2 separate regions of the Homo sapiens genome follow, and region 1 is linked to region 2. The links are chromatin contacts, found by Hi-C in ENCODE. All regions are on one chromosome and are shown on one strand. Each heading gives the region's core, a stretch centred on a gene start or an enhancer-like site at or near the end of the contact. The rest is flanking DNA. Distances are from core to core; before and after follow the strand shown. Region 1 holds the start of PRKD3-DT (PRKD3 divergent transcript). Region 2 overlaps EIF2AK2 (eukaryotic translation initiation factor 2 alpha kinase 2).

Region 1 (2,700 bases), core at 86-2,585, 220 kb after region 2:
TCCATTTGTGGCTATGTCTCATAAAAGCTGTGTCGCACCAAGCAGCAGTTCAGGGTGTAACTTATCCTTCCTAATCAAAGATGACACCGATAGTCTTATTTCCTGTGGGGATGGGTGTGATTGAAGACACAGTTACGTCCATGCCATCAATCTGTGTGTGGAAAAGTCGGCAGGTCGCGCGCACACACTTGTCGCTTGAATCGTATGTGTGCCTGCAGACGGCAAGGCCTATGCCTCTGACTGCGTTCACCTGAAATAAAATACCCAACCGGCAATACAGTAGTATATGGTTATTTTCACTGCTCAAAGAAACAGTGGCACTCCTCAGTGTTTCAGCTTAAGGAAAACCTCCCAGGAGGGAGCAACTCGGAACAATGCTGCAACTAGCAAATCCAAACGCAGTCGGGATACTGGGGCGAGGGGCTTACATTCTCCAAGCACCATTTACTCACCCCTTTGAGACGACTACAACGCAAAGTGAGGAAATGAAACGAAAAAGCTGGTCCAAAATTCGGCACTGCGAGCGCCGCGGGTCTGGCTTCGGGAACTAGTTTGGGAGACCCGGGAACGGATCGCCTCCGATGGGCCGGGCGCGGTGGTCTCCAGCGGAGCGCGAACCCAAGTTGCCCTCCGCGCGGACGCCGGAACTTGGCCCCTCTGGCGGCTGCGGCGGCGCCCCCGCTCCCCCTCAGCCGCCCACCTCCCGCCGCGCGCTCCCCCAACTTCCCGCCCAGCGCGGCTGACACCGCCCAGCCCGGCGCGGGGTCCGAGTCCTGTCGCCGCCGCCGCCGCGTGCAGTTGGGGGGTTGGGGGTTTGGGGGATGGGGGAGGGGCCGCCGCCGCCTCAGCCCGACGGGCCGGGAGAACAAAGCGGCGGCGGCGGCGGCGCGAACTTTTTCGGTGTCTGTTCAGCGCTCCCCGAGGCGACTACTTACAGTGGCAGGCTCGGCCCGTCGTGAGAAACTGCGCCCGCCAGCGTCTGAGTACCGGACGAGGCGCCAGCGAGGCTTCACGCGCCTCGCAGGATCCCGCCCGCCTCCGGCGCCCCTTCCTCCCTCCCTCCCCGTCCCGTCCTGGGGCCGGAGGGCGGGGGGCCGGGGCGCGCGGGGGGCGGGGGCGCGCGGCCAGCGCGGGGCCTGCCGGGAGCTGTAGTTCCTCGGCCCGCGCCCGCCGGGAGGTGGCCGCGGCGGGAGGTCGGGGTTGTCTCTGCCCCGCGAAGGGGCGCCGGGAGCGCCGGGTACAGTCGGGCTGGCTCCGCACCCTCGAGTTCCGGGCGTCTTCGTGAGCGCGGGGGCACGGGGCAGGGGCGCCGCGGGAGTCGCGAGCGTGTCTATCAGTTACACGCGGTACTTGATCGCGCTGTTGCCGACGGTACTGTCTTTTCCTCTACTGCCGTGCACTCTTGAGGGAGGCGGTGGCGACAATGGGCCAGAGGTGATAGTTGGAACGGGGGACTTGTAAGGCGTCCAGAGCAGAGAGCTGCTTCCACCCTGAGATGTCACAGCCCTCCCGCATGCTCCTCCCTGCTGCCTGCCCCCGGGGTGGCCGCCGGCACCGCAGCTCGGCGCCCAAACCGGCACGTCCCAAGCCCGACGTTCCGGTGACTGCAGGGGTTTTCCCGGTGCTCGGTGTTTCCTCCCCGTCGGCCTTTAAACGCGAATGTGACCCTACCACCAAAGTGGAGTGCAGTCCAGAATCACCAAACCTGGGCTTCCAGGTGTCTGGAAACACAATGTTAACATTTGTTTTGCTCCAAAACAAAGTATGACCGTGTCGGGTGAGTGGGGCGGGAGTGGGAGTCAGCAGCATAAGGATCTAGAGGGAAAATACACTGTGCATAAATTTTCGATGTCTTATGTGAGAGAAAGGCCTGAGAAGCTGACAGGCATTGTCACAGAAGCCACATGATTCTCCTTATGTCAACATTTTATCCCAAAAGTACTTAAATATATTGAAACAATCAGAGGGACTACAATCAAGAGGGCAGTTTTCTTTCTTCTCTCTTTTTCTTTCTTTTCCCCTTTCTCTCTTTCTTCTTTCTCTCTAGAAAAGGTTTTACTCTGTCATCCAGGCTGAAGTGCAGTGACACGATCATAGCTCACTGCAGCCTGGAGCTGCTGGGCTCAAGTGATTATCCTGCGTCAGCCTCCCAAGCAGCTGGGACTACAGGCGTGTGCCACCACGCCCCACTAACTTTTAAGTTAGTTTTTGTAGAGACGAGGTCTCTTGCTGTGTTACCCAGGCTGGTCTCCTGACCTCAAGAGATCCGCCCGCCTCGGCCCTCCAAATCGTTGGGATTACAGGCGTGAGACACCGCGCCCAGCCAAGAGGGCAGTTTTCAAGAATAGAAAGAAAAATAAACATAAATTAGCCCCTACTTTTGATACAAAATCATCACTCTTAATGGATGTCCTCGGATTTAAAGTTAAGAAATGAAAATATTAAGATAATTTATATTAAACATAAGGCAGGTAAGATTGTGTAAAACCTTGATTACTTTATTTAAAAATCTATTTAAAAAAAGATTTCTGAAACATTCTCAGGAATTGGAAGTTGCTAAATGTCTTACATCCAGCAGTATCTAATTCAATCTTACTATATTTTTGTTATTAGAGTCCTATTCAGCTATTCTTTTACTTTAAAATTGAAAGTAGATTTACTCAAGTTTGCCTTCTTTTTAAAGGACTCTCTTGCTTAACT
Region 2 (2,700 bases), core at 118-2,617:
ATGTAGCCTTTTAAACATTTCTTCTCAGATACATACATGCATATATATGTATTATATAAAATACATATTCATACACATATGTGCACACACACAGGATGGCTTCATGGACATGCAACCTGTGCAGTTGCACAAGACTGTGCTTAGAAGCACCCCACACCTAATTTTTGAACGAGGGCCGTACAGTTTCATTTTGCCCTTAGTCCCACAAATTATGTAGCTGGCCATACACACACATGCACACATACCACATACCCACATGTATATATGCATATATTGTGTACATATGTATATACATTGAATATATTTAACATAAGTGTTAAGTATGCATGTGAATTTTATGTATGTATTTATGTTAAACATGTACGTATTTAAATAACATGTGGTTTAGTGATAAAAATTCCCTAAAAGGTATGTTTCTAGGGAGGCAATTATATTAAAATGGCTCTCAAAATTTCTGTGTGTGTGTGTGTGTGTGTGCATTTTAATTAGCAAATAAGGTCCCAGGCTCTTGCCCCTGTCCTCCTCTGAGTAAGAGGATACTTTTTACTTTAATTTTGAGGCCAAGAAAATATATACTCACAAATCAAAAGAAGTTGCTAAGAAATGCTATATTCATTTAATAAGAGTAGGAATATATATATCTTTTTTTTTCTTTTTTTTTTTTGAGACTGAGTTTTGCTCTTGTCACCCAGGCTGGAGTGCAATGGCGTGATCTCAGCTCACTGCAACCTCCACCTCCTGGGTTCAAGCGATTCTCCTGCCACGGACTCCCGAGTAGCTGGGATTACAGGCGCCTACCACCACACCCAGCTAATTTTTGTATTTTTAGTAGAGATGGGGTTTCACCATGTTGGCCAGGCTGGTCTCGAACCCCTGACCTCAGGTGATCCACCCGTCTCGGCCTCCCAGAGTGCTGGGATTATAGGCGTGAGCCACCATGCCCAGCCAGAGTAGGAATATTAAAATGAGGTCAGTAAAGATAAGGCTACATTCTCACTAACTGGCCACATCATTTAGTGTTTCTTTTGAATATAGCCTCATTAATCAAAACCAGATATTGTTTTTTTAAAAAAAGATTTCTCTCTACGCAGAACATTTCCAAATCTACAGAAAAGTTCAAAGAATAATACAACAAACACCTGTGTACTGTCATCTAGATTTACCAATTGTACAATGGCTAATATTTTGCCACATGTGTGCCCTCTTTCTCTCTCCATGTTGATTTTTGCTGAACATTGAAAGTTGCAGACATCATGACACACTTGGCCTCTAAATGTTTGTGCATGCATTGCCTAAAAAAACATTTTTGGCTGGGTGCAGTGACTCATGCCTGTAATCTCAACACTTTGGGAGGCCAAGGCAAGTGAATCACCTGAGGTCAGGAGTTCAAAACCAGCTGGGTCAACATGGTGAAATTCCGTCTCTACTAAAAATAGAAAAAATTAACCTGGAGTGGTGGCAGATACCTGTAATCCCAGCTACTCAGGAAGCAGAGGCAGGAGAATCACTTGAACCTGGGAGGCAGAGGTTGCAGTGAGCCGAGATCGTGCCACTGCACTCCAGCCTGGGCGACACAGTGAGACTCTGTCTCAAAACAAACAAACAAACAAAAACAAAATAAAACAAAACAAAAAGACATTTTCTACATATACTATTATCACACCTGAGAAAACAGTTATTTGGCATTGTTATCTAATATGCAGTCTATATTCAAATGTTCTCAATTGTCCCGAAGATATCTTTATAGCTGTTTGCTGGGTTGTTGCTTTCTTTTATTATTATTATTATTTAGATATGATCTCACTCTGTCACCCAGGCTGGAATGCAGTAACATGATCATGGCTCACTGCGGCCTTGACCTCCTAGGCTCAAGTGATCCTCCCACCTCACCCCCCCAAGTAGCTGGGACCACAGATGCACACTACCATGCCCAGCTAATTTTCTGATTTTTTGTAGAGATGAGAACTCACTGTGTTGCCCAGGCTAGTCTCAAAATCCTATGCTCAAGCCATCCTCCCCTTTTGACCTCCCAAAAATGCTGGGATAACAGGCATTAGCTACTGCGTCCAGCTTTTGTCTTTTTAAATATCCAGAATACAATAAAGATTCAAACATTGCATTTGGTCATTGTATCTTACAAGTCTCTCCCCTTTTTTTTTTTTTCATGACACTGACTTTTTGAGAAGCCCAAGTCAATCATCTTATAGAATGACTACATTCAGGATTTGTCTAATAATTTCCTCATGATTAAATTCCAGTTTAACACTTTGTGCAAGAAAACTAAATAGGTAAAATTCTTAAGTCACATCAGGAGGGGCATAATGTTAGGGTGTTCCACCTTGGGTGATGCTAAATTGAATCACTTGGTTATTGTGGTGACCATTGTAAAGGTACATTTTCCCCTGTATAATTGATACCTCTTCTGTAGGATTATATTTAAATCCTTGTAGAAGATCCTATTCCACAATAGCTTTTCATCCAATAGTTTTAGCATCTATTGATGAACGTTACGTGAAAAATCTATGAACTGCTCTTTATGAACACTTTTTAAAGCCTTTATAAAACTATTTTCTCTTACTGTATTTTCACTTTTTGCTTAACCTAAATTTGGCCCTTTTTAAAAATCCTAAAATCATATGGCAGTTTTAGAATGGTAGCTGGTTGCTGCTATAGTTTGCATGTTTGTCCCCCAAAATCTCA

What was found. A loop is a pair of places that touch in the nucleus more often than their neighbours do. Pooled maps may share reads with other maps.
Region 1: a loop to region 2 is called in a pooled map, with 3 times the contacts of the local background. The contact joins the promoter of PRKD3-DT here to the enhancer-like site in region 2. A Hi-C loop is called at or near these places in 4 of 37 single-sample maps with no recorded cell type and 4 of 50 pooled maps.

Annotation. Positions count from the first base shown.
Region 1 is chr2:37,323,746-37,326,445 of GRCh38, forward strand. It overlaps PRKD3-DT (PRKD3 divergent transcript), which reads left to right and starts at 1,336. Exons shown (of 2, transcript NR_183394.1): 1 at 1,336-1,777. PRKD3 (protein kinase D3) reads right to left here and starts at 1,088. Exons shown (of 19, transcript NM_005813.6): 1 at 936-1,088. RefSeq lists an enhancer at 99-178 and a silencer at 819-1,448.
Region 2 is chr2:37,102,549-37,105,248 of GRCh38, forward strand. EIF2AK2 (eukaryotic translation initiation factor 2 alpha kinase 2) reads right to left here. Exons shown (of 17, transcript NM_001135651.3): 17 at 1-2,700. Among named protein-coding and RNA genes, the nearest start is that of GPATCH11, 19 kb to the left of the region's middle. Within about 2 kb of position 1,368, at least 5 of the 41 ENCODE cell types and tissues checked have a DNase peak (open chromatin) inside an H3K27ac peak, as active enhancers do.